4 separate regions of the Mus musculus genome follow, and all the other regions are linked to region 1. Evidence: chromatin loops called from intact Hi-C (ENCODE). Cell type or tissue: left cerebral cortex. All regions are shown on one strand. Each heading gives the region's core, and the rest is flanking DNA. Links, peaks and the distances in the headings are about the cores only. Region 1 holds the start of Mir9-2 (microRNA 9-2). Region 2 holds the start of Tmem161b (transmembrane protein 161B). Region 3 overlaps Gm34196 (a long non-coding RNA gene). Region 4 has its middle 80 kb from the start of Gm17750.

Region 1 (8,257 bases), core at 1,240-6,239:
TTGGAGTTCCCATGATGAATACCAAGCGTGGAGACCGGCCTTGTAGTAAGTTGGCATGACTAGTGTTGCCCTAAGAATGTGGTATTTATTACAGCATCTTATTCAGATTCTAGTGGGAGAAGCGTTCAGATATGCAGTGTGTTAACTCATTGTAGATATTGTTTCTAAAAACACATTTTATTGTTAGGTATGGGAATAGAGTCATAATAACTTTCAAATTCAGAAAATATGTGAATAAATAACACCCTCCCAACACATAGATATATATATGTAGCTAGCACACCTAGATACATGTGAAGAAAAGAGATTCTATAAGACCATTTTTGATTTCTTGGGCTTTGGCTTACACAGTTGACTATATCTGATCACGTGCTTATTTTATGTAATACAAGCCAAATCATTAATTACTCTGCTGCTAGTTCTTGGAAAGCAAGGCCACGGTGCTCTTTAATCTTCCAAGCTGCAAAGCTCATTAGGATTTTTACATGATGTCAGAAGTGGCATGCGCTTCACTGAGTTGTTTATGCTGTGACCATATGGTTTAGGAATGAACAAAAACTCTATGAACATGCCTTTAGGATTGGATTGTAGTGTCCGTGTGTATTTTATTTCTGACTTCTCGTTCATAATTTGAAGAGAAATATAGACGAACTCTTTCCACATCTTAGTCTTTTCTCAATAGCCAGTTACAGAATGCTTACCATAAAAGTAAACAAATTAATATAAGGACAAATTGGCATCTCTGTTACTAAGCTGTAAGCCATATCTTAATTGGTGTGATATGTTTAAACTCTTCATTGGAGATGTTTCCTATCATTAAAACACAAACCAAACAAACAAACAAAAAAAACTTGTCAGTCTCTTCTTTACAGAGTTTAGATTTTAGGGCTCTGTATGTGATTAAATAACCAGGTTCTTATTTATGTGTTAAATGAATAAATTAGTGAATTACTGAGAAAAATTTTATTCCAAAAAAATTAATAAATCCAAAAGTATTTTAGCCACTGGGGAAAATAGACACATTATGGAATTGAGAGCATTGTGAGGCACAGGTGATGTGTGCAATGTACATTTAGAATTACTAATTCTCCTTTAGCATGTAACTTAAAGAAAAGCAACATTACTAAAAAATAATTAGTAATTTGAACAATAATCCATAATGTTTACCCACAGAGAACATGCTTCTTATGTAGATTACCATGAATATTTTGTTGAGAGGGATTTGAATGTTAGATATTAGATGTGCTAGACAGATTATCTATTATAAAGGATGAGAAAGAAAAGGATTCTTTGAAGTGATTTTAAAGTCACACTTTAAAAACTCCTAAGACAATGAATGAAGCTAATTAATTAATGAAATGACCTTCTGCTTCTCGATAGAAGGATATGAGTGGGTGGGGCCAGGGAGGTGTGGTAGCTTCCCTCCCTCCCCATCCAGGTGTTGGATCTACATGTTCAGGAGACAAGACTTTTATTTTAATTTTATAAGCAAGTCTAGTGCATTATTGTCCAGTGTGAAATTTATGTTAAAACAGTAGACAAAGGCTCAGCATTTTTGCTACAGCAGAGTTGTGTACAACATTGAAACTATTGCTGCAATGTTTACCTGTGCAGCATGCTAACCCCCACACACACTCTATATGCAAAGCATTTTTAAAAAAGAAGCCCCACTGTTTAGATCGTGCAGTTCGAACTTACAGAACAAATATGCTGCCCTATCGCCACGGTACACAGATAGAAAACATGACTGAGCTGTAAAGCCATTAAAAACATAACACCAAAGCAAATTGTCATTGTAACCATCGACTCACTGCGTAAAAACAGAGCTGATTCCCAGCCCCAGAAAGCGAGGCCCTGCTTTAAGCAATAGTAAAGTGCCTTCCATCTGCCTGCCTATGCAATCTGCCAGAAGAGAAATGCAGGCAAAGAAGTTCCCCAGACCTGAAATGCTTTTATCTATCCTTAGAGAGAGATTTTCTCCATTCTTTGGATATTAGAGCGATCTACACTAGCGCCAAGGAGGTAAAAGGCCGCGGGTTGCTTTTCAAGGAGCAGTCCGTAGTGCTAGTGGATGAAATGTTGATTGAGAATATAGGGACTGCTGCAAAGCTGCTGCTGCCGTCGCCGCCACCGCTGCCGCCGTCGCCGCCGCCGTCGCCTGTGCTACTCCTGGCAGCAGGCGTGGGGCAGTTGGGTGACCACTGATGCATATCAATAACCATGTACTTGAGATTTCTCATGACATCATCATTACCTTGGTCTCCCGCAGTCTCAAACCTTTGACCTTGCCGGGCTGGTCCACAATTTGGCGGTGAAAGCCCCTCCAATGATGGCCCTTTTCTCCTTCTTTCAGACCGGGGCAGCAGTACGCCAGCAAGAGGGCATGCTCTGCCCGCCTAGAAGTCCTAAGAAATCGAGGATCTCCCTTAAAACATTCACATACAAGATATGTGCAATCAAGCTGCCTGCACTTGGTAAAAAAGATCATGATGCCTAACCCAATGATCCGGAGCAGATCTTTGAATCAGCTGTCACTTCTATAGAATGGGATTTCCCCCTTCTTCCTCTTTAACCAGCGTTGGAAACTGCCGATGGCTTTATACATCTCAGTAGAGGAAGGCTAAAGAATCTTCCGTGAGAATGAAGCAATTTACAATGCAAATAGAGGCCTGTGAAGAGAAGGACACTGCTGCTCACCCCCAACAGCTTGCTGCACCTTAGTCTCTGGTCTTAATTTCTGATACTCATAGATGAATTGTTGGCTAACGATACTGGAGATTACTTGCTGGAAGGGGAAAAGTTTGGAATAAACTCTGAATGCAACAGATCTCATTTGGATGTTCTAGCCGCACACACTAAGACAGAAACCAGGTCATGTTTACATGAAAGGAGAAGCTTAAACGCGGCAAGTACCCCGGAGGACTACGCTTCCCTAAAGCCAAAGAGGATCGAGATCTGGAGTTCAGCCAGAGGAAGGCAGCCTTGTGAGGGAAGCGAGTTGTTATCTTTGGTTATCTAGCTGTATGAGTGTATTGGTCTTCATAAAGCTAGATAACCGAAAGTAAAAACTCCTTCAAGGTCACCGAGGAACGTTCCGGAAAGAAAGACTGCAACCAAGAGACAGTAAAAACCAGAAAGGTCAGGAATGCTTATTGAATCTAACTTTTTTTATCTTATGATTGAAAGTGGGATGCAAGAAAATTAAGTGACACGCATATTGAAATCTAAAGGGGCCAGGCTTTGAGGGGCTTGTACAACTGGAGAGGAGAATTGTGTAGTGTTTTTTACGGGTGACGATGCATGTATTTTCTATATTGTTCATTTTGAAGCAAACGTTTACATATGAGGTTTTTTTTTTCTTTTTTTTTCTTAGAAAGCTGTTATAGTGATGTCTGGTACCTCGCTTAAAAATGATTTCATAATTATGTAGATTTGGGCTGTTCCTATCTGAGGCCCCTCCCCCAAGTTTGAAGCTTGTGCCTGGAAACTTTCTATGTATTTGGGTGTGTACATCAAATTCTGTGAAGTTAGACTTTCAGTAAAGCTTATACTGGAAGGTTAATAATTTATATCTACCGAAGACTTAGAGCTAGCAGGGAAAAGGGGTGGGGGCAAAGGCTGATTTTTATTCTTCTATTCAAAATACAAGGACAGATGCTTCTCTGTTCCAAGAGGGTTTCCTTGAGGAAGCTACTGAAGCAGAAAGACATGATGGAGACGAGATCGCCTCCCCTCTTGTCAAAGTGTTAAAAAAATGTTCTGTCTTACTCTGCGCCTAGCATTGGAAATGAAAGTGACATTTACGCCACAACCCACGTGTGCGCCTCCTCTCTTTTTGTTTAAGGATGATCAGGTCTATCCAGGAAACAGCTCTGGCATCCCAAACTGAAATAATTAGGACGTATATAGACCTGACAAAAATGGAAAGGGGGTGGGGAATCTGAGGGTCTGTCTTGCCTAATTGATTCCGCTAAACGGAAAGCAGGAGATGTGAACGGCAGGACGCTCCGATTCCCACGCTCGGGGGCAAGTGGTAAAGCCTGGCCGGCAGCCTATGACAGACAGCCCTGTTGGGGGGTAGGGGTATGAAAAAAACATCAAGCACACACACACCATACTCATCTCCATCGCTTAAGAAAGTAAAGGCATTTCCCACCCACAGCCATCTGCAGCCTCCCAAATGGCAACACCAACTGGTTGGTAGCTGCTATGTACTGTCTCTGTTCATTTTTAAACCTCTGTTTAATCTGGCCATGATTAAATTTGGATTTCTCCTTTGGTTGAAATTTTCACCATTTAAGGAAAACAAGTGGAAAGGGTGCCAAGAGTGCCCCAGAACTGCATGCCCTTCTCAGAGAAGTCCTCAGTATGTGGTTAGGGCCTTGTGACCACCTTTGGCTTTTGTTTTGGCTGTGTTATATTTTAAAGTCATGTCTCATAGCATTCATTATTATGACTTACTTCATCGGGTTGTTTACTTCCTTGTGTGACACACAGGAACTTGGCCTACTTATGCTAATCTACATTCTGGAAATAAAGCTATAAAGTCATCAGTCTGTAGAAAGTTGATTACAATCACAATATGTTAGAGAACTTGTTTTGTTTTAGAATTGTCCTAGCGGATGAGCTTTTTTTTTCCCTTTTCCCCCTCCTCTTCCTTTTCTTCCTCCTCTTCCCTCTTCATCTAAAAGTCACTAGTCCCAGCATAAACTTTGAGGCTTTGGAGAAACCACTGTAGTCCTTTTTTGAAGTTCCTTGCATCCTGTTACATTTTATCAGGCAAACATTTGTATAGGCATTTGCACATAAATACAAGCATTGCAATGAGAAAAAAAATTCCAAAATTGCTTCTTTTCTTTCATATGGCCTAAATTACTGACACTCCCAAATGCATAAGTTTTCTTCAGGGACAGTACATTTTTCTTTATAGCTTCAACTTCTTGTAAGATTGACACCAGAGAAACCTGTAAAGCCACTGGTAGTTTCATTTAGAAAAGCCAAGAGACTTTAATAACACAACTTCTCAGTTTGGCCGCTGTACACGTGCCAAAGTTTGACTGCTGTAGAGGCAGTCGAGAAGACCCTTGCTTATTTACCTTGGAAGCACTGTTTGTGCAAACAAGCTTTCATTGTTAAGTGCCTGTATTCCTTTCATTTGCTTCATGTCCAGGGGTGCTATTTACCTAGAACCATTGTCTACTACAATTAACATTTACATTACAAAGTGTGTGCTTTTCTTTCTCAAGGAGGTTCAATTAAGGCAATAAGATGTTTGCTGGGGAAACCTATTGTTTACTCAAAGCTCTCAATGGAGTCACATTACTGAAGTTTTTGCCTACATCTTGGGTCGTTTATGTAAATATGTTAACTATAACATCTAAGGAAAATAAACAATATTAAAATTATGTGTTTGCCATTGTCATATCCAACTTGCTTTGTATCATACTAATGTTACATAACTTATCGATCAATAAAAATACATTTCAATGTTATTTTCATTTTACTTTTTGCTGTCCCACTGCTCCTGCTGCAACATGTCCCAGATTTTCTTTTTTTCTATTACACATCAAACTTCTGACATTTTGTTTTATTTGTGTGTGTTGAAGGAGGTACCATATCTAAGCATGAGTCTAATGGTGTCCAAGATAATCTCTACAGTGACCTTATCATAAGGTGATATTTCTTTAAAATTTGAAATATTCCGAAGGCACGCACATTGAAGTCAAAAGCAGTGTAACTATCAGTTAAGTAGTTCTTTGAAAGCTAGTTTTAACATTGGCAGAAACCGGATCAAGTTTATTTAGCATACCACTGCATTGTAAACCAGTTGGAGTGAAGTTGCAGGTTGCGTGAGTATGCATGTTAACTAGTGGGAACCAAGGCAGGCTTTGTGAAAGGAGAGCAGCAGATTGCTGTGCAAGGCCAATGTTAAAAAGGCAGCTGAATTTAACACCATCTGGAAGAAAAGATCCCTTCACGACTTTCTCACACCGTCAGACAAAACTAGTGTCTCTTGTTCCTAGCCCTTGTCTATGCAACCATACAATACTGAGTCATTATACTTTTGCTGAGAGAAAATTTGAGAACACAATATGGGTAACCAGTGAATGACCAAGTTTCATTGTGCCCGTCTAAGTCGATTGAAATCTACGTCTAGGGCTATGAATGGCTGTATTGTTTTCCTCACCAGGGCTGTACTAAATGTCAGCACAGTGTAAAGAAAAACTTGAAGTCTGCAAATAACTTACCAGATCTCAATTATAATATTTTCCCACACTAGAACTAATATCATTGCAAGGGGTTACATTGCAGAAAATACAAAAAGAAATGAGAAGAAATAAGAGAACTCATTACGAAGTTATTTTATCTAGACAAACATTTTAATTTGCTGATGAGACATTCAGGACACAGGTCTAGTTGAAGAGTGGAGTTCATTACTTGGATGTTGAAGTTCTAAAACTGCTTCTTGTGTAATTAAAATAAATTAAAAACAAATATCCACTTCAGTCTGAAAGTCTGATTGAGCATAAACGGACTCCAATTGGTTTTTATTGCTGTAGTTCTGCTTAGAAGCTGTTAGTGTGACTCCAACTTAAATTTTGCTTTGAGTTTCAGCATACTACTCTTTCCAAGTTTGACTGGTGATGGACAGACACTGTAAATGAACACCATAGAAGTATATTTCCCAAGACACACAAGAGCTTACGAGTGTATTCTAGTGCCCTGTACACTTTCTTTTTATAGTTTCTAAGAGTTTTTACACACGTGTATCAATCAGTTATCTTTCAGGCTAATGTTCACATGATTTATTTGACTGTAAACAGAAAAGAGTAACAGAACAGTTCAGAAAGAGTAAAAGAAGCTGATGGTTCACGCTTTATTGAGATGTCTATTTTAAGTATAATTGACTTTGCAGTTTTGCTATTGTATCACCAAGTTCTTCACATGTAAGTGCAAAACAGCGAATAACTGCCATTTTGCTGAATAACACATCTGAGTTCCCAATGTCAAAGGTATTTGTGTGTGTGTGTATTCCTAAATAGGAACACCAACTGCAGTCTTTGACATTTAGAATATTTTAGTAAAATATTTAAAAAGAGGATGATCAAATGATAGCTCTAAAAGTGAATGTAAAGCTATAGGCAACTTATTTCCCTTGCTTTATTTTGTGATGTTACAAACTAACAGTGAAAAGTCACTCAATAATCAAATTATAAGGCATATATCATTAAACACAGAAAAAAAAAATCCAACCCAACAACAAAGATAGAAATTGAATAGAAGTTAAAACATAGATATATAGAAGATGTCTATAATCTTGGCAAAATAGGCATGAGTATGTTTTTCAGTGCCTTTCATTTTCTGAAGTTGCTATGAATATGTATAATAATAAAATAAATACACTATTTATATTAAAAATGGAATGCTTTTTTCAAAATAGCTTTTCTTCAGGTCTTCTTAAAGCATTACATTTTGTATTAATAGTGTTCTTTATGTTTATTTTAAGAATTTATATGACTTTCTTATTTGAAAATATGTAAAATTCTAATGTGATTTTGTGTTGTTTGATGATAATATAAAATTCATTTAAATAATGAGATGAGAATGCTTACATTTCAAATTGAAAACCACTTTCTATTCATAGACTACGTAAACATTTTAAGAACTTTTATGTTTAAAAGGGTGTTTTTTTTTTTTAAGTGGCTAGATGGGGGCTGGAGAGATGCTTCACTGGTTAAGAGTACTTGTTGCTCTTCCAGAGGACCAAGGTCCAATTCCTAGCACCCACATGGCAGCTCACAACCATCTGTAACTCCAGTTCCAGGACATCTGATGCTTTCTTCAGACTTCTTGGGCACCAGGCACAGACGTGGTACACAGACAAGCTTACAAGCAAAATAGCCATACACATAAAATAAAATAAAATAAAATAAAATAAAATAAAATAAAATAAAAATGAACAAAGTGGCTAGATAGTGAATAAAAACGATGTGCACATCTGTTTTCCTATGCGTAACCTGTGGAAATACCATTGTGGCTTCAGAACGTTGATACTTATTTCCTCCTCCTCCTCCTCCTCCTCCTCCTCCTCCTCCTCCTCCTCCTCCTCCTCCTCCTCCTCCTCCTCCTCCTCCTCCCCTCCTCCCCCCTCCTCCCCCTTCCTCCTCCTCGTCTTCTTCTTTTTCTTCTTCTTCTTCCTCCTCCTCCTCCTTCTTCTCCTTCTCCTTCTCCTTCTCCTTCTCCTTCTCCTTCTCCT
Region 2 (8,257 bases), core at 2,012-7,011, 480 kb after region 1:
AACAAAAAAAAAAGTAAATCCACAATTTATTATCCATGTTATACTTAAATTGTTTTTGTTGTTGTTAAATTTTTAAGTAGGATCCTGTAATACTTTATTGTGAGTTTTTGTTTTATTTGACTAATTTTAGGAATAGGTTTATCCATGTTTCTATACTTGTAATGAACTTTTTTCTAATGCTATATTCTACTGTGTGTATATTCTCAACATATTTCCCTACTTTTCTATCAAACTACAATGGATTATTCCTAAATTTTGCTGATTTATATGACATTGTTGTAAATGTTCTTGTATATCTTGTGGTACAAAGATACTGCCCATTTTTAATTTTATTAGTTATGTCAAATTGTTTCCAGAATCGGTATCAGTGCCACCTATTAGAAATGTATAAATGTTCCATGGATACTCCCAGTATCAAATTGTTACTTACCTAGAGGATATGAAATCTTATCTCTATGGTTAGGTAACTCTTTGAGTTTTGCTTAGATATAGTGCTGTAGAGAGAATTACGTGAAATTTTTCAAGCTGGATTATAGTTTCAGTTTCTGTACTGTTCCCTATTTGGCTAATAAAGGCTTCCCAGTTTTTTAAAAAACTGGGTTTTCTTGTCATTGAAATGACACCCTTTTAGGACTTAACCCTTATATTTTGTTTATTCACCTATGACCCATTTCTAGTAAAAGTACTTCTTTTACTGGTAAAATAACTTTTAGTAGTAAAAAACAAAAACAAAAACTCCCGATCATAGGAAATATAACTCTCCCATTTTCTTTAGTGTATAACAGTAACTGATAGAAAGATGAAAGTCAATATTTAATGGTAGAATAAAGCTAGATTAGATTTTAAAGAGACACTTTTATATGATTTTGTTTAAAGTTGTTTATGACTGGTGTGTGTGTGTGTGATCTTGTTTGACTAAAGATTTAATCTAGGTAGACTATTTAAGAAGACATTTCTATGGCTAGAAAAAATGACTCAGTTTGTGTCACAGTTAGCTTCGGTTGTCAAGTGAACCTCAGTTAAATAATTGCCTTCATCAGACTGGTCTGTAGAATATTTTTTTGGTTAACAGTTGATGTGGGGCTCGGGTCAGCCCATTATAGATGAATATTTTTATCCCTTTGTGTTCCGTCTTTTGAGAACTCTTTTATTTCTAGGCCTTAGTGTTTAATTGGATTGTTTTCTTGATGTTCAGTTATTTGTTTTTGTTTTACATACAAAGGCTTTGTCAAATGTATAACTGGTAAATCTTTTTCTCAATCTATAGGCTGCTGCTTTGATGGAGTCCTCTGTGACACAGAAATGTTTTCATTTTCTGAGGTCCTGTTGTGTTTTTTTTGGGGGGGGGGCTTTTTCCTGTTATAGTTTGGTAGCTTTATTTGATTGCTTGCATTTTTGGGTTTTTTTTTTGTTTTGTTTTGTTTTGCTTTGTTGTCTTAAAGTTTTTGTTTATGTTGAAAGTAAGAAAGAACATGAAGATGAGTAGATAGATGGGGAAGGACCAGGGGGCACTTGAGGGAGGGGGAAAACGTTTCAAATGGCATCAAGATCCCATTATGGGAAGATAACTCAGACAAGTAAAATGCTGGCTGTTCTGAGTTTGAATCCTCGGACAAGTAAAATGCTGGCTGTTCTGAGTTTGAATCTTAGAACCTATGCGTAAAACAAAACCAAATCCCCAAAACAAACAACACACACACACACACACACACACACACACACACACACACACACACTTGTTATTGTTTCTTGGAGAGAGAGAGAGAGAGAGAGAGAGAGAGAGAGAGAGAGAGAGAGAGAGAGAGGAAGAGAAGGAGGGAGGGAGAGACAAAGACAGTGGAGACAGAGACAAAAGGATTATATCTTTTTAAAAGCATGGTGGGCAGCTCTTGAGGAAGGACACTTGTCTTTGGCTCCCCCTACCCCAGATCCTGTGAAAATATACACTATACAGCTTGTACAAGATTTGTCATTGCACTCAACTTCTAAAATCAATGGGGGGCGGGGGGGGGGGAAGGAACATGGCAATAAAGATTCTCAGGAATGCTACTATTATTGAAGGAATGCAGTACATTTTTACTTTTGAGACTTTTATGTAGCCCAGACTAGCCTTGGACTCCTGGCTCTCTACCCTCCAATTGCTGGGGTTAGGGTCATATGCCTGGTTTAACTTCTGAAGACCTTATCTCCTAAATTAGAAAAGTAAGAGCAATATAGGTAGGCTTTAAGAAGCTTTATTGATGGACAATTTTTTTTAATAATTGTTTCAAATAGAACAGTTTAGAAAATGAATGCTGAATGGTAATGGATACATTTTCAATTATCTTTCTCTGTGAGTGTAGGGCTTTTTATTCACGTCAAAGCAATTACACTGAACACAATTTTGCATTCTTTACTTTGGATACTATAACAAAAGTACCATAAACTGAGTGATTTAAACCACAAAATTAGTTCCCATATGTATCACTGGTGGGGGTGAAAATGGACCCCTTTGTTGTTGGCAAATGAGTTGTGACTAAGTTCTCACATGGTGCAGAATAAACAACGAGGAAGCAAGTTCTTCTCTCTCTGACAAGGACACTCAGCACACCACAAAGGTCCCATCCTCTGATCCTACTTAAAAGGCAACCATTTTCCTCTAGTGGCTTTTTGGAACAATTGCAAAATGTTCCACTAACCATATATGGCAGAACATGACCAATAAATCATTGTTACTGGTACATGATTTTTCTAAGATGGCCAATAAAGAATTTTAAGTACAATTTACCTAAGGAAACAAAACCCAACTTTCCACATAGTTACAGACTAATTACCATTTACAAGAAATAGAAATCACAGAATAAAACATATCATATTCAGTAAAGGAAAGAGAAAAGTGTTTGAATTTTTTTTAGAGGTAAAACTATTAACACATTTTGTTAAGACGGTTTAAGACTTTTAAAAATTGATTTTTAAAATTGGAAGAGTTTCAGGCCAGAGTGCTCATGTAAATACTATTCTGTTGATATTTATACACATCTGAGATCAGTTCGTAGAGAGGACATTTTAAATTATCACAAACCCCACATGGTAAGCAGCCATGACTTTTATCAAAGACTGTGATCATAACTAATTTGCCAAAAAGATCTTTTCATCTTCATCATCACATTTCCTCTCTTTCCTTTTCATAATTCTTTCTCTGAATCTTTGTCAAAGACTTCTATACATTTAAGAAATAGAAAATGGTCAATAAAAAAAAACAGGTAATTAGTAGAATATATTGTTTTTTAATAGGACAAAAAGACTTGATACAGTTGTAAATGTAAACATATACACACTATGTGAAACTAAAGTATTTTAACCAAGGATTGTTAATCAATGCGCCATGTACAAAATAGAGAATATAGAATCTGACAGTCTATTGAAAGTAATAAGGTAGTAAAAACTGATTTCTTGTTTTTCCTCTGGCAGGAATGGATTCTATCCTGCTAATAATTCCTATCCTACTGTCATATAGGAGAAGATGTTTTCTGATCCTTAACAAGGCTGCCAGGTTTAGGACAGATGGAAGACCCACTGTGTCACAAGTGAAAGACAAGACTTCACAGAATGTGATGTCACTGACAGGCTGATAGGCACTCGCCACCTCCATCTTTTCTTTCTCAAGGATAGCAATGGCTTCCCCCAGATACAGGAGCGGTCAACCGGAGTCCTTCTTTACTATACTGCAGTTGCCCTGGGGCCTGTCTATTAACAGGCTTGTTTCTATAAAGCAGTAACAGAACCCTTGGGGAAGTTCTCAGTTTCACAAACTATTCCTCAAGGCTATTGGTCTCGGAGTAGCTTCTCTCATTTCTTATAATTTCTCTATCACCTGTCACCCTATCTCCCCCCACCATTAAAAATTAACATAATGTATAAACTTTGTTTCTGTATCCTTTTGAAACAGCACCAATCTAACATCTCTAGGTAGCTCAGGATTGTTTCCCAGGGTCCTTGGGCCAGTTAGAGGTTGAACATCATAGCTGTTTCATAGTTGCAAGTTTGTGCAACCTTGACTGCTGAAGATGAATTTCCTCCCCAGTTCTGACTCCACAAGAGAACCACATTATGGTAAAAGGTATCTCACGGAGAAGGGTGAGATAAGCATGTTTCCATAAGGATCGTTAAACGGTGTGATAATTTCTGGGCCAAAGATGCTCTGTGTCCTTATTTCAAACTTACCTCTATGGTTAACCCTCATCACAATATAAAGGCAAGTTCACTGGTACAGATTTGGAAGGAGGGAGGTGTCATAAAGCATAAATGTGTGTGTATTTATGTATGTATGTATATGAGAATGTTGTAAGGCCCTTTTTGTTCATATTGGTATTAAGTAGGTAGGAAATGTCCATACTGAATTTTCTTCTTAGCTCCTCTGCTCTTTGTAGATATCCTCTGGCTTGAGCTGGCGTCTGTGAAGAGCAAAGAACTTCTAAAGGTCACATTCCATTGACCTAAGAGAGGAAGGTGCTTGGACAGCATGAATTTTTAACTGAGATTCCAAGGTACTGCGTAAGGAAAGCGGACAGAAAAGAGGCTGGCTGAGCTAAACAATTTCTGAATGATCTCAGCATGAATACAGCCAAGAAGGTTCTTTACCCTCAATAAACCGTCAGAGTACGAGGGCTACACCCACCCAGCTGATCCCTGCAGCAGCACAAACCGACCACCAGCGCCCGCGAAAAATACCGCACCTACCTAGGAATCCTGCGGGCATGCCGCCCCGCCCCGCCCTGCCCCGCCCCGCCCACCTACCTGTGCGCCTGCGCCCCTGCGTTCTCAAGGTCAGCCCCGCCCCCCGCCCTAGCCTCACACCCACGGAAGTGGCTTTAGAGAACGCCTTGCGGCTCCTCCTCTCTGCGTGGCGTGGGGTCGCTGGCGGTCCGGAGAGGGAGGAACTTCCTGTCCCATGCGGGCAGGACTTCCGGCCGAGCCGGAAGACCTTTCCCTTCGCGGTTTCGAGAGCTCCGTTTTGCAGAACCTGAAGGGGAGATTCTGGACGGTCCCGGGGACTCTAGACTGTCTGTCCCACGACCTGTTCTTGGCGTTATGGTGAGTCTTGTGAGGATGAGAGTGACAACCTTCAGGAGGAAAGGACAGGGAGGTCAGTCTGTGAAAGGAGCCGGTTGATGTCCCTGCTGGGAATGGAACCTGCTGGAGCGTTGGGATGAACCGCTGGCAGGACCCCAACCTTCCCAGAGTGCGCGCGGCCGCCGCCGGGGTTCCAGACAGCCGAGGGACCTGTGGGGTTGGAGAGGGGCGGGTCTGTCGGAGTACCCAGTCTAAGGAGTCTGCCCTCGCGTGTGTCCTGTGGCGCCAGGTGGCCCACTGATGACCTTGCTCTACCCACCACGTTGTCCCTGCCACCTTTTCCCGCCGCAGGCTTTTGGCTGAGATTTTAAGGACGCAGCAGTGCCTTTTTGCACGCTTGCCTGTCTCCTTGGAGACAAGCAACGCCGAGGCACTTAAGACAAAATTGGCTTCTCTTAACACTCAACTAGAGCAGAACTGAAAATCAATGTCACTTTTAAAGAAAATGTCCAGGTTGAGTCCCAACAGATTTAACTTGAAAGGAAAAATTTGTAATTTCCTATTGTACATCTCTATCGAAGGAGGGAGCACAGCTTGAGCCATATTATTTGCAAGTGTCTTAAAGGTTAGGTGAGAAGGATACGTAAACATAAAAAGAACCTGGTGTGAGAGATTGGAGGGAAAGGAGTAACCGAAGGGTGTTTTACCGTGAGGCCAGTCATTCTCAGAGTTCTCTGCTGTTTTAGTCTGAAAGGACAAGGTTCAGGGACTTGTACAAAGAACGTCTTAATCAACTGTAGATAAGAAGCAATGGGTGCTGACTGATCACACAGTTCAGGAGTTAATTGATGAAATGAATGGGATTTCGAAACATCTAAGTTTGGCTTTATTGGGGGACTATGAGAGGAAGGCAGGTGGTTGTGTAGGGGCTGGTGACTGCAGTCAACTACTTCCTGGAACATAAAAGGATTTAAAAAAGATAGTTGCTATTTCCAAGGTCCTAGGGTTCTGGTAAAGTTGAACAGGCAATCAGCCACATGAACGATTTCAAACCATCTGCAGAGACTTCTATCTTGGGTTCAAGCTTTAGTTGACTATGCTGCTGCCTTTTTATGTAGACCACACTGCCCTCTGATTCAGAGATCTGTCTGCCTCTGCTTCCCAAGTGCTGGGATCAAATGCATATGCCACTACTCCCAGTTTGGCCATGCCCCTTTTTTCAGGATTAATATTGCTGTTTTGTATGACTTACTAGAGAATAAAAAAATCACCTGGTTCCAGTTGCAAACTACCAGGTGACTTGTTTCTTTTAATGTTTTTGTTTGTTTGTTTGTTTGTTTTAGTGTTTTGAACCTCTGAATAGTATGGCTTAGATTCCTTAAGAGAGTTCTGTTTTCATTTGAGATAGTGAAATTAGAGAGGGAACGTTAGAACTAGAAGGAATTAAAGTCTAGCAACCTCCCCATCTCTTCAAATTTTACAGAAGGAAGAATGTGGAGTTTAGAAGCAGGCAGTGTTATACCTGAGGTGAGGTCTAATAAACTTGGTCTTGTCTAGGAAGTTGACACTAGTATCTAAATAAAATGATTAAATACACGATAGTCACAGGGAAGCTGAATTAGAGTGTGTTCTCTGCATCCAGAGAGCCACAGAACCATTCTGGCCGCTCTAAGGAAGTAGATATATTTTCAGCTAATCTCTTGGTGACACTTCACAATGTGGGGCCTGGTTGTCCCCATTGTGACATTGATCTGTCTTGTTTTTGAGTTAGTTACTTGACTAAAGTTAAAGTTGTTCACCGCTATGAAGTTGATGTTTGTGTATGGAATTGCCGTCATTGCTTGGAATCCTTTAAAAAAATAAAGCAAGGATGGTCGGAATTTAGGTTGAGCTTGGTTGAATTAACAGTTTGTTTTAAGTTGTGAACCATACAGTGAGAAGAACACTCACTAGACATGAACTCTCAAGACCCAGATTCTACCCATTAGTTTACATACATGCATTTGGTAAGAGTTTGAACTCTTTGAGAAGTTCTAAATTCCTGGCAAAAGTAGAATTGGCTTTTAGTCATCTTCTGATTCTTTACATTCAGTGACTTAGAACCTTATTTCATGACAAATACAAGTTTCTGATTAAAATTTAATGTGGTACAGAGACTTGATCTACCAGGGTTGAGGGATATTCTGGGGGCCCCACCTGCTCGGGGTGGGGGTGGGGGTCAGGGGAAGGATTGTGGGAGGGGGCCAGTGAGTGGGATGTAAAGTCAATAAGTAAAAAAGAAAAAAAGATTTAATATGGTTCCCTTGCTCTTTTAGTTCCTTTAAAAACATCATTCATATATATTCACACACACACACACACACACACACACATCATTTGGGTAGTCTGAGAATCCTTGTCTTTATATTAGGCCAGCTATTTCATGTCTTATAAATGCTACCCCACAGTGAATATTTTGGATTTACTGATGTTTAATTGGTTATAAATTTATTCTGCCCTCTCATTCTCTGATCTGGTTTTGTAGCCCCCAAACTTCATAGATGTGCTGTGTGTATCAGGTTCTTGTATTGTGAGCAAAGGACCATAGGCTTGTGACGTAGACCAAAAATACTGAACTACATTATTTGCTTTCAGTATGTGAAAATATTTGGTAGAAAGCATACTGCAAGTGTTTTAATTCTGTTCCACTTTCTGTTGTGATGGAAATCTTGCATTGGTTTTGATTTATGAGAGAACAGTAGCACAATTAGAGCAACATTTTGAGTTACAGATCCCTGGTGGCTTGTTTAGTCAATGTAGCAGTTTAATAATTTGCTGCTGTTAATTGTGGGGAGACAGAAAGCTTTGCTATAGCAGAGTTGGTGAGGAGCGGTGCTGGGAAGAAATAATGTGCTATGTGATTAGAGAGAAACACACACTTGGAGAGTACCGACCAGTGAGTTGATTGTAAACTGAGGGAGTCAAGGAATAGCTGACATCTAGTGAACTTGTGAAGAGTGTTGGGATACTTAAGTTTCCTTAAGAATGCCTGGGCATGGTGGTGCATGCCTTAAATCCCAGCATGGGATCTGTGAGTCCAAGGCCAGTCTGGTATACAGTGAATTCTGTACTATTCAGAAAAAAAAAAAATACCTATGATTCTTGGTTTTAAAAAAAAATGTGTATTTGGATCCTATTTTGAGTAGTAAAATTTTAGAATCTTTGC
Region 3 (8,257 bases), core at 1,531-6,530, 870 kb after region 1:
GATTTGTAAAGATCTTTTCCCAATCTGTAGGTTGCCATTTTGCCCTGATGGCAGTGTCCTTTGCCTGCTCCACTATGTTCATAGCACCCTTTTTTACAATAGCCAGAAGCTTGAAACAACCCAGATGTCCCTCAACAGAAAAATGGGTACAGAAAATGTAGTATATTTACCCAACAGAGTACTACTCAGCTATTAAAAATAAGGACGTCATGAAATTCACAGGGAAATAGATGGAACTAGAAAATATCCCGAGTGAGCCACAAAAGAATACAAATGGTATGTACTCACTGATAAGTGGATATTAGGCAAAAAGCTTGGAATACCCACAATACAACTTATAGACCATATGAAGTTCAAGAAGAAGGAAGACCAAAGTGTGGATGCTTCAGTCCTACTTAGAAGGGGGAACAAAATAATAATGGGAGATAAGAGTGTGGGAGGGACTTGGAAGTAAGGGAAGACGGGGAGAGGAAAAATCGGAGGGAAGGATCAGGTGTGGGAGGAGATGGGGTGAGGTACAGAGTGTCAGGAAACCTGACAGAGGTATGTAACAATGTGGGATGGGGAAGTGGGGGAGCCAACAGAAAGTCCCAGCCTCCAAGAAACAAGAGACTCCCAGGCCCCAACAGGGATGACATTAGATGAAATACCCAGCAATGGGGAGAGAGAACTTGTAGAGTTCATTTTCAAAGGTTAGGTACAGCTCCCAGTTGAGGGATGAAGCTTTCCAAGCGTCTCAAACATTTTAACCCAGAAATTCGCCTGTCTAAAGGAAATACTGGGACAAAATGTGGAGCAGAGACAGAAGGAAAGGTCATCCAGAAACTGTCCCACCTGGGGATCCATTCCATATGCAGCCACCAAACTCTCCAGTATTGCTGATGCCAAGAAGTGCTTGCTGACAATAGCCATCAGCTGTCTCCTGAGAGGCTCTTCCAGAGTCTGACAAACACAGATGCAGATGATTGCAGCTAACCATTGGACTGAGCACAGGACCCCAATGGAAGAGTTAGGGGAAACACTGAAGGAGCTGAAGGGTTTTGCAACCCATAGGAAGATCAACAATATCAACCAACTGGACAACCCCCCCCACCCCACCCCCACACACACTAGAGCTCCCAGGGACTAAACTGCCAACCAAAGAGTACACATGGAAGGACCCATGGCTCCACTGCATATAGAGCAGAGGATGGTCTTGTTGAGCATCAATGGGAGGGGAGGCCCTTGGGCCTGTGAAGACTTGATGCCCAGTTAGGGGAATGCTAGGACAGTGAGGCAGGAGTGGGGCGGGGGGAGAACCCTCATAGAAGCAGTGGGGAGGAAAGTAGGATAGGGGATTTGTAGAGGGGAAACAATGAAGAAGGATAGCATTTGAAATTTAAATAAATAAAATAGCCAATAAAAATTAAAAAAAAATAATTTCCACAGAATAATAATTTCTCAACAAATGTCTGTCTCTTCTCTATATTTTCAAATAAGGAACAAGCAGAAATGGCATTAGTATATAACTAGAACTTGCACAAGAGTCTCCTGAACTGCTCATGATGTGGTCTGGGAGGCTGCAGAGTCAGATACAGTTACCAGGATGTATCATATCATAGGACATAGAAGCCTGGACAGTGGAGCTGAAACAAACACATGCACACAGTCATGTGGAGCACACAGGAGCTGTTTTGGTCAAGGCTGAAGTCATTCCTAAAATTCAAATTGTCAATACAGGTATAGCAGGAGTAACTCTAGGTAGAATCAGCAGTGGGTAGTAAAAGTGTTCATGGAGAACATAGACATAAAGTTCAGTTCTAAGTCAGTTGCAGGATAGTATTAATACAGAGGAGTTTTGATAGCAAGGGTTCCTATTTTCTCTCGAGTATTGTCATTAAGTCCTTCCAGAGTGGCCTCCTGGGAAACCTACAGAAGAAGCTGGAAATGAAGAAGTAGAGCTATTAGTTACCATTAACTGCAAAGACTGCAGCCCAGACAGACTTCTGAAAACGTCTTCACCCCACTTCTATCTCTCAACACACTCCCACTCTTTTGCCCTCTATCACACACTTTTCTGAGTTTCTCACTCCACGAATGAGAGTCCTCCAAGAACCTTCATGCACACACAGGTATTTACTGACTCTTCTAAACAAGGACACATTGACACTGTTAACCAGCAACCTGCCTGTTTTTTATTTTACTTTTAGCTCATTTCTGACTAGCTCTTTGCTCACTCCTAACCACCAGCTTGCTCAGTTCACCAATATACCCAGTGTACTCTTGGACTCACATACTTTCCACATTACTTATATTTTCCTTTTTTTTAAACAAGTGTTTTTAATTGTGAGCGCTCTAAATATATAAGCTTCAAGTGGTCAGTGAATCTCTTGAAATTATAATGAAAATTTGTCTAAATTTCTCAATATAAACTGTTCAGATGACAACATTCATGATTTTCATCAAGGCTAGTAATATAAATGAAGGACTCAATTTATGACAGCTACTGATTCTTTGGCTTCCTTCCACTTTCTTTCATGTGAACAATAGTCCCTTGACTACAATCTCTAACAGAATCTAGGCTGCACTTTACAGTTTACAGAATTCTTTATAGGTTCTTTTGTGTTCATAGTTCTATTTGATGTCCATAGCATTCCTGAGCGAGGGCAGATCTTATCATATCCACTTACAGATGAGGACAGTCACATTCAAGATAACAAGCAGCCAACAAATAAGCAGGGTGGGGACTACCATCCATGTATCCCAACTATCTGAAAGCAAGGGGCTACACTCTGCATACTTATTTGTTTGGGATTCTTCTCTGGACTGCATTAATATTTTGTCTGTTTTGCATTGGTTTTGATTATATAGAAATGTTTGGTGTGTTTTAGCATAAGGACATATGCTTTTAATCTTAGCACCTGGCAGACAAGGCATGCAGAGCTCTGACAACTGGAGGCTTACTTGGTCTACATTGTGAGTCTTAGGCTGTTTAGGAGGGCAATATAGTAAGACCTCATCGATGAAGCAAAAACAAGAAGAAGTCTGGAAGTAAAGAAAAAAGGTTGTTGTTGTGTGTTTGTGTTCCAGAATATCTCTATTTTCACATGGAGAATGGCTGTATGAAATGTTCATATTTTTGAGACTCAGAAGTACTTTAGTATACATTAAAATTCACTCATTTAAAAGATTCAGAAAGCCAACGATTTAGGAAATTAAATGTGGTACTGTTTTAAATTTCCTGAATGACCTTATACAAAACAGTTCATCTTTTTTTTTTCCTCAATTAATATGTGAGACAAAGTTCGAACATTATTTCAGATGAGTAAAGTAACATTTAATTCATAGTACACTTAAAATTTACATAGACTATGTGAATAAAAATGTTTCCAATGCCATTTTGAATAGGTCAATATTTTCTGAACTAACTTAATAACAGTAAAAAGGTCTTGTGTATACGAAATTGAATGTGTAATTCACTCCTTGGTTAGACCGTTTATTAAAAAGTCACATTTTTTCTGCATTTCTGGTTGATTATTTCTCTCACTAAATTTACTGTCTCATCAAGGCAGTATTTGTTCATTTGGAGAATCATTTAGCATGGATTGTACTATGGGGACCTGAGATGGAACTTTTCCTACTTAAGAAAATAGCCACTCTGTATTTAGATTCCTGTAGGGGACACTTCAGGAGAGTGATGTTGCTATCTCATGCCTACAAATTCCTCATCTGGGTCTGGAGTCATTGCTATATCTGTTCATTCAAGATAGCAGCGGCACTTAGCAATTCAACAATTCAACACGATGTAAGTTGGCTCATCAACAAAGCCGGTACCCTCTGGGGGTTGGAACAACACTTCCTGTGTTTGACTCTGCTTGCTCGGAAGTTGTTTTAAGTCCAGCACTGCTGGTGAAGTTTCCCCTGGTGCACTGAATGCTCATGCCATGTCAAAAGGCCTTGACCTTTTCACTCATAGAACAAAGGGACTGGAAACAAATTATGCTCAGAGAACTGGTCAAAGGATAACAACTCCAACATGAAAGAAAACAAAGAGCCTGACCTCCTACACAAGCCATGAATACAATTTCTGAACTTGAAGTATAATCTTAATAGGACACTCTCCTTCACCAAAATTTATTAAGTATAATATGTGCATATGCCTCAGTGTGCTCTGAAACCTCCTACTTCTGCCCTGCCTCGGCTGTTTTTGCAGAACACAATGGACTAACTCCTGCTCGCTCTACTCCTCTGTCTGGCTGGAATGATTCCCATCTATGAGCTGTCCACCAAAGCAATGAGTCTTTGGAGACAGTGACTCATCAGCAAATTCTGCTCCTCCTTGCTAAGAGTATATTTAGTGTGAAAGTCTGGAGGATGTGACATAGCCAAATACATGAAGGGACAGAATTTGAGTGGGAGGGAGAGGACAAGGCTAAAATAGAACTGTAAGAAGCCACAGAATTGCAGCCTAGCCTAGCTTTCCCAGCAATGTGGCTGCAGCAACACCTACAGTTCCCTGCCAAGAATGGCATGCCACATTAATGCCATAAAAATTAGAAAATAAGAGCATTCTGGTGAATCCCTTTGAACAAAGAGAAACATTCTCTTTAAAATATTCCTAAGATACAAATAAAAATAAAATAATTGTGTGCTTTGTTGTGGTTCCCAACAGATAGAAACATACTTTTTCCTCATGCAAGTGCAATTAGGCAGCACCAACCAAGGGGCTAGCTGTGTAGAAATCTTTATTAAGTGGAACCACTGTAGATCAGATGTTTATGATGGAGTTTCAACAGAAAACCCAGTATAAATTTGTTACACTATCAGGAACCACTCTCCTCTTCATTCCCTGAGCTTAATTCTGTAACAGAACCTTTCACCTTAATTAATTAACCCATTGTTTATATGTACAAACACATGCATGGAAAATTTTCTATGATCTTAGGTTTTTATAGTCTTAGGTTTTTATGGTCTTAGGTCCTAGGCTTCTGAGCTCAAGTCAGCATTGGACAGCAGTGGTCATCAAGGATCCACGGCACATGGGACCCAAGTACATCTTTTTCTCATTTATTATGAAGTAAAGGTTTGTTAAAAAGTAATTAAATAATGTTTATTGTATAGTTTTTGATAATTGGAGAATATTCATTGTACAATATAATGGGTTTACTTGTGACTATATATGTATATACATTTATATATATATATATGTATATGTATGTATGTCATGCTCTCTGTTCATCACCTACCTTCCTCCTACCTTTGCCTCACAGTGATCTCTTTCCTCTTCTCAAACTGTCCCTGACCACTTTATATCTTCCTTTAATATTTTCTTCAGTGTATATTCTTTGTACAAAATGCTGTTTCTTATCTTGATCTTTATTTAGTGTTTCAAAATCAACCAAATCTCACTTTTGTTGTGCATGCTAGTTTCAAACACAGGATCTTCCAACGTCTACCTCTTAAATTCAGGGATTACACATTTGTAGCTACATGGGAACCACACGTAGCTTGGCTTTCTATCTTACTTTTTTCTTAAACAAAAACAAAACTCTGCTTTCCTCCCACTATTATCCACTTTTCTTAAATGATCATGACACTGAATTAAAGATTATACTAAAAAACATTCTGTAAATATCTTCAGAAAAGTTCATTATTTTCTGTGCTTTAATAATTCAAAGCCATTAGACTCAAAGTTTGTGTTCCTTTTTGAAAAGCTATTGAGGTTATTGTTTTTATGTGTATGTAATCTTTATTTATTTTATGTCTTGGTAAATCAATAGCAAAAGGAAAATCATCCATAATATATTTAAATAAATATTTAACTAAATAAGATTTTTAAAAAGAGTTAGGTAACACCCCATTTTTAGCCAAATAAATGAGGTGAGAAAAATAAAAACCCACAAAATGTTTGCAATGGTTCCACTAAAGTTTAAATATTTCTGGCAGGAGAGCAAGTTGATTCCATTTTCTCCCCTAACTCTACATTTATGTGTATATATACAACACTATTCTATAAGACTATGTGCTCTATATCCTGTGTAAGAACATGTGTATGTATATAAGCACTTATGTAAACACACATATATTTATATGTTTGAGCAAATACTTTCACTGTTAGAAGCTTGTCTTACTTTAATAATTCTTCATTTTGAGTAAGACCATAGACTAGACATTAAGATGTTTTTCCTAGCATTATTTATTTATTTATTTATTTATTTTTACTTTTTACTTTTTAAATTTTTATTTTATTTTTTATTTTTTATTTTTATTTTTGAACTATAATAAGCAAATAAATGATTATAAAGAAAAGTCTAAGCATATTTTCAGTTTTTAATGTGCTTGGTAGAATGTTACTTGGACAATGAATAATGGTTTGACCAAGATATTATAGCATGAAAGATGGTTAAGATATGATGTCACCATTATTCAATCAAAAAAACTATGTGTACAGAAAAAAAAAAAACACTTGAAGAAAATCATAAAGTTTTCAAGGTTTTCCTGCTACTGTGAGTGTTTCTCCACAAAACTTTTTATGTCATCAGTTTTTTATTAGTGTTTAAATAACTTTTTGAGACATATTTAAACAAATATACCATTCCCTATTCTCAATTCATCCATGAACATTGATTGTAGTGTTTCTGGGGGCTTTCATACTTTCATACATGGTAGTCATTTGGACCAGTACGGCTCCAGTGTCTTCCAAGCTTTGGAAGAATGTTTAAAGTTTTTACCAGTAACACCTAAGGGGGAAAATCATTTTTTCTTGCGCGCGCCTGACTAGCCAGCAAGAATGACGCTACAACAGGATCCTTCCACACACGTTTATTGGGAGAGCTTGATTGCAGAGGTGAAGAGACCCCAAGCCCAGAACTGGTGCTGCTTATATAGGCCTAGGAGAGGCGTGTCTCACACCCGGATTGGTTATGCATGGGTTATGCTTACCACCTCATTTACATGTCTACATCTGATTGGTTAACTTGTCTCTCATCTGATTGGTTAACTTGTCTCTCATCTGATTGGTTAACTTGTCTCTCATCTGATTGGTTCATTCTCAAAACATCATCTTGGCAAAAAAAACTTTACTGCCTATGTATGTGTGGTGGCCAGCCGTAACCAGCACCACCCTGCAACGGCACATGTGGCTTCCCACAATTTTTGAACATTTGACATCTCTTTATTTGCATCATTGTAGAAAATTCTTGAATCCCATTAAACAACAAATACTACTTGGTAAGTAAGTTAAAAATCCAATCCTCATCTGTTTTCTTCAGACAAAAATATGAGAAATAAGAATAATGCTTTATGAAATTCGATACCACTGTAAGGAAAGGGCAAAAATAAAATGGAAATATAATGTTTACCCTTATTATAAAACTTAGTGGTTTTTTTTTTAACTTCCATTTTACTTTCTCTGTTAGGCCATAGTGTATATCCAGGGCTTATATTTAACACAGACAAATGATATCTGAGCAATTATGATTATGAGTGTTGTGTTAACAACTACCGCTGTTCTATCAAAACTGTGAGCAGAGCATGAGTATTAATTAATGGGACACATTGCCAGGTGGGGCAAGTTGAGAGAGTATTCACTAAGCTGTCAAAACAGGAGCTGAATTCTATAGAATGGGTGTTCACATACCTGACAGAAATCGGTCCTGAAACTTTGCTTTTCCGTTGTTTTGCCCAGAAACAACATTACCCAACTTCTCACCTGTAATCTTTCAGGAGCTCAGAATAATGGTGTTCAGAGCAGGAAAACCAAAGATATTTTAGTACCTTGGGGATCAACAAAGCCATAGTGAATTGTTGTACAAGGGGGTTGTGCAGGGAGGGCTGAGACTCTTCATGGAAATGGTCTTACTTACAAGATTAAAGGCCTTAGGAAGAAAGTATGCTTTGGGGGATAATTGTGTCAAGTATTTCAGTAAAATAGTATTTTAAGTTATAATTCTGAAGATGTAATTTTTATTGAAACATGGGTTTAAAATTTATATGTGAAAAAGATATTACATAGTTTACACGAAGAATGTAAAAATCTTTAAAGAAAGTAAGTTATATTAGTCAAAATTATTTGTCAGTGAATGTGGTGAGGAATCACTTTAAAGTAGATAAAAGAGCAGTCAGGGTACCTTGATTTTTCCAAACTATCTCACAAGGGACACATAAGGCACAAGCTCAGTTTCTGTGACTTAAACATATGACAGTGTCATCATAACCCAGGATAGGGCTCATGGAGGTTTACACTCTGACAAACACCTAAAAGTGTGCTGTTTAAAAC
Region 4 (8,257 bases), core at 1,735-6,734, 250 kb after region 1:
AGTAGTTGACTCAGACAGATGCAGACACCCATTGCCAAACAGTGGATGGAGCTTGGGTCCTTTTATGGAAGAATAGGAGGAAGAATTGCAGGCCCTGAAGGGAATAGGAAATCCACAAGAGGACCAACAGAGACAACTAACCTGGACCCTTGAGGCTCTCAGAAACTGAACTAACAACCAACCAAAGTGTGTACACAGACTGGACCTAGGCCTCCCTGCATATATGTAGCAGATGTCAGCTTGGTCTTGATGTGGGTCTTAAACAACTGGAGGGACTACCTCAAAAGCTGCTGCCTGTACATGGGATATTCTCTTCTAGCTGGGCTGCTTTGTCCGGCCTCAGTGGGAGAGAGTGTGCCTAGACTCACAGACACTTGATGTCTTAAGGAAGTACAGAGGAGAAGGAGAGGGATGGATTCTGGGAAGGATTTTTGGAGAGTGTGACTGGGAGTGGGGCGTGAGTGGGATGCAAAGTGAGTAAGTAAAAAAATAATAATTATTTTTAAAAATTAAAAACAAATAAAATACTCAAATATTTAATTATAGGTTAGTTTTCCTGAAATGATTTATTTTGATAAATGCCCCAAGTCTCTGAAACTTTGTACATGTAGTAGCAACCTAAGCTCTCCTTTAGGACCATGATCTACAATAGTGCCACTTTTGAAGATTAACCTAGAAACGTGTTTCTTAGGTCATGTAAGTAGTATATTTGTAGTATATTTATAGTATATTTCTAGTACATTTGTATACTATATATTTGTAGTGAATCAGTTATACCAAACTGCCATCAAACACTGCAAGCAAAAGTTATAGATATCTCACATGCTTTTACTGGCCTGCAGCTGTGCAAATGCATGCAACTGAAGAAAGAACACCTTCGGTTCTTGAACATCATTTTCACAATGGATCTTAGCAGCCTGGTGTAGATTTAACTGTCGCACAAGTTTTGCCCACTCTTTCTGTATAGTGTGTGTCCATTTCAATAACTGTCACAAGACTTTTGGTAAAAAATAGAAATGGACTGAAACAGTTAATCCTCTTTATCTTAAAAACTCATAGTTCTTGAAAAGAAGACAATTCTTTTCCTTTGCTTGTTGTATGTATGTATATGCAGAAATATAAAATACAACCCACTGAAAACATCATTGTTGTGCTGGTGCATGTAAGGTTGCAGAAATGGCCACTCTGCATTGCACAACAAATCAACAAAGAGGGGACTCATGTCCTTGAAAAATGCAAATGTTACCTCTAAGTTAGCCAATCATCATAAATTTCATATATCTTGTTTGTGTTAAAAAGCAAGTTTTGTTCTTCACTCCTTAGGCCAGTGGCATGTTGGTCCTCTGTTCTGTTCCGTCACCATTCTTTTTTAAAAATGGAAACCTCAGTTAAAGATTATCTGTCTTTGGAGCAAATCATGCCACTTCCTTAACAGAACCATTGGCCTGGTGTTCATGGGTGATCAAACACCGTGTGCAACTGACACATTCTATGTATATCTAGCATGTCCAGTTTATATCTGTGTGTGTGTGCTATTTAAAAACTCTTCTCTTATGTGAGTGCAGGCACCCAAGAAGCCCAGACAGATTCCCCAGATCTGCAGTTACCGGAGGTTGTGAGCTACACATCATGGGTACTGGGAACCAAACTCTGGTTCTTTACAGAGCAGTGTCTGTGCTAGGCCACAGAGGTACCACTCTAGACTGCAGAGCTACCTATCCAGCCTGAGTATGCTGTTCGTTTGTTTTGTTGTTTTTTTCTTAAAAACAAAACAAAACAAAACCAAAACAAAAAAAACAAAACCAAAAACAAAACCTCTGCTCTAAAAGGGCCAGCTCCCAAAGCATATGGGAATAGCACTGATGAGGAAATGATAGAAACAAGAAATACAGGCAGGGAACGTAAAGCCCTGGGTGCATTCCCAGGCTTGTGCCCATGGTGATGATTACATTAAGGATGAGAATTTAAAGCAATAAATAAATAAATAAATAAATAAATAATGATCCAGAGCTGAGAAGGCCTAATTGTATCTACCCAATTAAAGAGAGATAACATAGGTAAAGAAAAAAAATGGACAAAACACTATTGTTTAGTCATTATAGTAAATTAAAAACACTTATTAATAACACAATCATAGTATTGTGGAATATGAAGCATAGATTGCATTTTAAATTAGCTTGTGAGCTAGTCGCTGGTGTCCTACTTTATTTCAACCTTGATAAATTTACACACAGTCATTTTTTGATGAGCATCTGACAAAGTAAAAGGTTAGTATTTCATACCTAATCTTCATGTGGCCCAGAGAGTTATGTGCATATAAACGGCAGGTTGAAATACATATTTGCCATTGGTTTCATTTATTGTAGGCTTAACAATGGTGTTATAAGTGGAAAAGAGGGGAACTTTTATGGATTATTTGTAGAGCTTTCTGGTGGAAAAAAATCTCTTGATTAACTTTAACATAAAATTAATGACTAATTTAATTGATTTGCTGATATGATGTGATAAGAATTCTCAATATTTTGGAGGTCAGAGAAAAGAATTGAATATTGCTTTTTGAAAACAGTCTTTTTCTGGTGAGAGTGTGTAAAACTCCATCTCCTGTTGACAATTAGCGGCTGTACTCTCACTGACCTGATGTCATAGTTAACTTTGTAATCTATAATGTCTCAAGGTAGACGTTCACAATCACTGAGATTGTGTATTCCAAGGCTCTAACTTAATCCTATTCTCTTTCCATCCTCCGCATTCTGTATTTAATTTTAATCAATTAGAAAGAAAGCCTTTATATGACCTACTTTTAAAAGCTGCAATCTTCAGCCTGGCAATGAACTGAGTTACTTTTCTAGATGTTTATTTATTTAATTTTGCATGCTTTCTCATCAAACAGGCAATTAATACAAGCATCAGTAACAATTACAGGGGCTCAAACATGAGATCAAAATGGTCACGTACAAAGATCAGAAAAAAGACAGTCACAAGAAAGCACATTTAAGACATACCTGAAGAATGTATCATCAGCTTTAAAAGGTGTTTTACATTTTAACCATAGAGGACACGTATTATATCCTGGGTTCATAAGCAAAGTGGTGAAAAAGTAATCAAAAGTGTTTCTTTTGACTTGAAATTTCAATGGTAGTATGGTTATAAGTGCATTCTTTTAGAAATGTATGTTTAAAGGCTAGGAAATTCTTCTCCTTACACTACCTCCTCTCTCCACACCCACCCTCACCTTTGATGTGATTTTTCTATATCAACAATAAGTTGATATTATGTCTTAGTCATATGTATTTAACAAATTCAATCCTTCAAAACAGATTTATATCTGGGAAAATGGAATTGATTCTAGTTTGTTCTGACCCAACTTGACATTTCCTTCAAGTGTCTCTTTTTAAGTTATACTATTTACTAAATGACATCTCTGCTAACCTAAAGGAAAATATCTGTTCTTCAAATATTGTCATTGCCCAGCTTTAAAAAGATTTGATTGTACTATGTTAGGGAAACAGTGTCAGAATTCCCATCAAACTTTTCTCCCACTGTAATAACGGAATACAAAAATGAGCTTTGAGCGAGGAAATGACTAGAAAGCGCATTAATGCAATCAAGTCATTAGCAACAACTCTGTCCATATCTGTTAAATATTTTCAAACTATTCTAAAGAAACACACCCAGAAGGCAAACGAGCAGTGAATGGAAACAAGATGGTCAGCAGCATGCGTGGCTTGTGATTTGAATGGAAAGTAATTTATCGTGCCTGAAATAAAAGCTGTTTATTCTTGTGTTTCACTGTCTGTAACAATCTTTACCATTTATCTGTGAAAAAGTGAGAAACTGTACCGTTATTAGCATATGAATACTTGACACATCAAATTGGCTGTACAATAACAGAAGGGCATTTGCTATTGGTGTATGCACACAGACAAAGCAGCCATTTTGAAAAAAATTGAAATAGTGTGGGTTGGTTAACCCTTTCCTCTCCTTTAGTTTTCCTGATTTTGACCAGAACAGTCTGGCAGTTAAAATCAGATTTTTTTTATAACATATAAAAGTAATCAGGAGCCATTATGTATGTGACAATTATATTGATACAGTCACCGTACTTGAAAAATAGAAGCAGAACGATAATAAAGGGGTTTGTGCGAGCATGTGAACACGCATGCGCAGAGTGGGGGAGTCCTCGAGTCTGGCACTGTGTACAGGGCCCAGAAATGAAACAATGCAGACGTACAGTTTTATTTCATGGCAACAACATAGTGGTCTTTGGGTCAGATGTGTGAAACTATTTCTCAAAGAAGCTGCATACATAATTGAGGCCCTCTGAAGGGTTCCCTGTTGAAGTTGCCAGGCTGCATTCATTTCTGCAGCAGAGCCATTTGTTATCAAATTTAAATTAACTCTCTGTACACTGAACTCGAATTTTAGAGCCCCACTCCCTCACAATTGTAAAAATAGTTGAGAAGGTCAGAGACGTGTGTCTGGGGAGTAGAAACAGACAGTCCTGATAAGGGCCTCAGAGGTTCTCAGGTAGGCCTGTGCCCAGCAACTTTTAGAGATTCAGCTGAGAAAACCCCATTTGTGGTTGGTAGTAACCAGTCTGCATTTTGGCATGCAGTTTCATCTCAGATCCAAATTTGTTTTGAAATCTTTTCGACTTGGGTCTGTATTCCAAGTAACGCTTTGCTTTTGTCAGAGTTGTAAGCGTATTTCTCGTCTCTAATATTGCAGACTGATTTTCTATTCTGGAAGATTTAGAGAAAGATCATGAAAAGTAGCACAAACTTCACACAGTTTTAATCCAATAGGTTGCAATTTTAAGCTGTTAAATAATAATTTGCAAAATTATCTGAATTTATATATTATCTTAAACAGAGTTTATATCCATCAATATAATTTTGAGGGGTAAACAACAAACCTATATGTGTAAACTAAGCTGCCTTGAGACCTCCTGTGCCTGTGAAGGAGAAATGTGCATGATTTTCATAGATTTATCAACAAAATATTCCCCCATGGAAATCACTGGGCGTATAAAAATCTTTACTTTTGTCTCTTTCTAGGAGTTGGTAAATGCACTGGAAAACAGACTTTTATTCCTTTGAAACTTAATGCATGGAATTGCAGCCCAGCCTGAAAAAGTCTCTGTTTTCTCTGCCTTGAAATGCCCAGATAAAGGTTAAATCACTATCCCTTTATCACCATAAGACATTGATTTGCTATTATTAAATAATCCTATTTTCACTTCAATGAAATAATAACTTTTTTCCAGGAATGCATAGCAGAATTGGCATTGAAAGCAATAAAAAGGAAGTTAGTAGTTAGTGGCAGGGGTGGGGGTGGGGGATAAAACAAAACAAAAATCACAAGAAAAAAACAAGACTCTGAAACAACTTAACACTGTGACATGGAAAGTGATCCACCAAATATCCACTGAAATACCTATATAGAAACCAAAGGATTCTGCCCCACCATCTGTCTGAAGACCCTTGTGGAGTACCTGCTAGTTCATCACAAATAAGGAACTGGTTATCCAAACCACTGCATCTATTAACAATATAACACAGTAGGAAAGTAGGGAAGGTCAGAAATTATAGTGTTAAATGTCTTCAAAGTGTTAGACCCATGCAAAAGACTTCATGTCTAGCTTTCTTTTTTTCTGAGAATGCAAATTATTTTAAATCACAAACTATTTGCTTTGGTTCTCTGAAGCCATCAACACTGCAGGTTAATATGTTCTTCCAGATGGTTTTTTATTTCCTTCCAGGTAGAAGGGATGCACCTGGCTTGTGGACCATGACAACACTGCGACATACCAGAGCAGTAGTAGATGTTTTCTTTCATTTTTGTAACTGGTGTAATGAAATTAAAAGGAAGAAGTTAAAATGTATTAAGTATGGGCATCTATTCAAAGGGTAAACTGTAAATCCTACAGAAACCTAAGAGAGTTGCTTGTAGTGAGGCATTCTAGCTATTTCGAAGCTTTGTCTAAATCTATAAACTGACTATAAATAGTTCTGAATGTTAGAAAAAAGGAGGAGAGATGAAACTTGGTAAATTCTCACGCATTTTTGTACTGTAATTACTCATTAAACATACTAGCTTCATATTAGATATTTATATTAAGTTCTTTACTTTTCAAAAGGCATACCTTATTTTTCATTAATAAAGCCCTTTTAAAATAAAACATATATTTCAGTTTATTAATCTTTGCATATCGATATTTAGAAGACATGCATGACCAGCAATTTGTCTCATTGATGTTTTATTTAAATAATTAAATGTACAGAACAAAAACTTTTGAATAAAATATTATACAGAAATTCATTTTTGCTAAAATGTATTTTTATTATTATAAAGAATCATTTTAGAGTTCACAACTATTTAAATAGATCTAAGAACTATATAAAAAGTTATGATTTTTTTCCCTCTTTGATGGATAGAATTATTTCCTGGCTCTAGCAAGAATATGTTGCATTTGAGGTTCTATATTGAAAATTTTCAAAATGTACTAAACATCCTAGATCTGACTTTAACATTAAAACTCAAATGGTTTGTTTCATTAGATAAACTTGTCATTTATCGTATGAATAAGCTTCAGGATGATTAGAAGTTCAAGCATCTGAAGGACATAGATCATCTAATTTGTGCTTGAATTTTCTGCATTGTAGGAAAACTGCTATGATATGACTGGGAATTTTCTCATCAACATTTACCGCAAAGGGAGCATGCTTGAAAAGTACAATGAAAAATAATTCTCGCCCTCTTTCTCCTCTTTTTTTTTATTGCTCCCACATTTTCCTTCCTTCTCAATCTCCAATCCTGCTTGCATCTCCATTCTGCATCTCGTGTGTTAAGCCAATCAACTCACGTGCAGTACGCTGTGGAGAAACTGCGGCACACATATGGTCGTGGACTGGTTTGGTAAACATATGTCTTTGCAGGCATTGGACAGCATGCCGGGAATGAGCTATTCCATTTTGGGAAAGGAGGTGGGGAGCGCTTAGCCACCTACAGATGTTTTGCAGCAACGCTGAAGAACTGCAGTCAGAGCTGCAAAATGTGTAATTTGGACTTTTTCCAGGTTTCTTTTTTTTTAAATAAGAAAAAAGTTAACAGCTTTCCTATTCATCTCTTTTGAGAAAATTTACAGTCGTTTCCCAGTCCGGCCCCATTCTGAAGTAAGGACAAAGGACTGAACCTGAAGCTGTCCATCTGCTCCGTAACAGTAATGTTCTAATGGGTGCTGCCTATTTTATGCCATTGCTCATGTATGCCCAGGGGACTGGAACTATTTAATTCACTGATTTCACAGCTCTGTTGTGTGTCACAAAAGGTTAAAAAAAAATCCAGCACACTTTTTAGCACCCTGTTTACAAGGAGTCCCTGTAAATCTAACTGAAGTAACAGATTCCCACCCTGCCCCCCATGCTGGTCCCCCTAGCTAATTTGGTGCATTCAGATAACAGGTAACTGGATGGAAAGATGAACCATTGCCTTGTCCTGTGCAAATAGTGGATATTTTAAATCTGCTGTGAATGTTACTTTCAAAGGCCAAAGATTCCAGAAGTAGATTTGAAAAGAAAGATGTTTGCCTTTAAGATTTTCGGATTAGAGAACTCTGTTTTCCCAGAAGTCCAAGAATTAATGCTATAGATTAGAAGAGAGTTAATGAAAACCCATAAAGGAAGACTGACGACTTATATTCCTCTTCTCTGGGCAGGGGGCTGAGCAGTCCCCCATGCAGCTGGTGCATGCTGGTGTTTTGCCAAGGCCATAATGAAGCCTGCTCACTCCAGGGCATTTTCTTGGACAGATACAGGTGGCCAAGAAACATGCACTTGGGCGGCCCTGAGATCTTCTTAAGAGCACTGATGTCAGGATTGAAACTGGCACTGGTGTTTGCCTCTAAGGAGAAAATGGAATCATGTAGTCGAGGGGATGCCTCTGTTCCTCTCCAAAGAGGATCTCAATAGAAGTGTTTCAATATATGATCTCTTTCCTGACACACATGTATGATCATGAGCTTCTATAACATTATGAACAGCCAAATTATTAACTACCGAGCATAACTGCCACTTTCATTTTGATAATATTAATCAAATTCAGTTCCAACTAGGGTAACTGGGGTAACTGCAAAGAAATTCACATAGTCCCTTGAAAACGAGCTTGTGGGTAAACAGGCCTAAGGCAGTGAGGAGATTCTCATGTTTTGCAAAGAAGTCATAGCTATTTTTGTTCAGAAGATAGAAAGAAATGGATG

Evidence for each region. Hi-C counts contacts between places; a loop is a spot of excess contacts. Peaks named below come from ENCODE experiments on the same cell type or tissue, not always from the same donor. Only the 100,000 strongest peaks of a DNase experiment are listed, where the experiment ranks them.
Region 2: a loop joins it to region 1, with 4 times the contacts of the local background. A loop is called at or near these places in 22 of 42 quality-filtered maps.
Region 3: a loop joins it to region 1, with 7 times the contacts of the local background. A loop is called at or near these places in 5 of 42 quality-filtered maps.
Region 4: a loop joins it to region 1, with 7 times the contacts of the local background. A loop is called at or near these places in 7 of 42 quality-filtered maps.

The regions. Positions count from the first base shown.
Region 1 is chr13:83,735,817-83,744,073 of GRCm38, forward strand. C130071C03Rik (RIKEN cDNA C130071C03 gene) reads left to right here. Exons shown (of 4, transcript NR_152245.1): 4 at 2,354-5,492. It overlaps Mir9-2 (microRNA 9-2), which reads left to right and starts at 2,998; the gene lies at 2,998-3,069. It overlaps Gm51268 (predicted gene, 51268), which reads right to left and starts at 3,060; the gene lies at 3,005-3,060. In left cerebral cortex, for the core only: no CTCF peak of the experiment used is centred there; DNase peaks (open chromatin) are centred at 3,839 and 4,092; H3K4me3 peaks cover 4,794 bases; H3K27ac peaks cover 5,000 bases.
Region 2 is chr13:84,217,362-84,225,618 of GRCm38, forward strand. It overlaps Tmem161b (transmembrane protein 161B), which reads left to right and starts at 4,935. Exons shown (of 12, transcript NM_175187.5): 1 at 4,935-5,073. The coding sequence starts at 5,071. A230107N01Rik (RIKEN cDNA A230107N01 gene) reads right to left here and starts at 4,814. Exons shown (of 2, transcript NR_138587.1): 1 at 4,777-4,814; 2 at 2,220-4,529. In left cerebral cortex, for the core only: a CTCF peak has its summit at 4,683; DNase peaks (open chromatin) are centred at 4,890 and 5,373; H3K4me3 peaks cover 2,090 bases; H3K27ac peaks cover 1,309 bases.
Region 3 is chr13:84,608,854-84,617,110 of GRCm38, forward strand. The region is part of intron 2 of Gm34196 (a long non-coding RNA gene); the gene reads right to left. Among named protein-coding and RNA genes, the nearest start is that of Gm34246, 62 kb to the right of the region's middle. In left cerebral cortex, for the core only: a CTCF peak has its summit at 4,485; DNase peaks (open chromatin) are centred at 3,848 and 4,343; H3K27ac peaks cover 1,140 bases.
Region 4 is chr13:83,980,958-83,989,214 of GRCm38, forward strand. No RefSeq gene overlaps it. Among named protein-coding and RNA genes, the nearest start is that of Gm17750, 80 kb to the right of the region's middle. In left cerebral cortex, for the core only: no CTCF peak of the experiment used is centred there; DNase peaks (open chromatin) are centred at 3,819, 4,263 and 5,707; H3K4me3 peaks cover 845 bases; H3K27ac peaks cover 1,462 bases.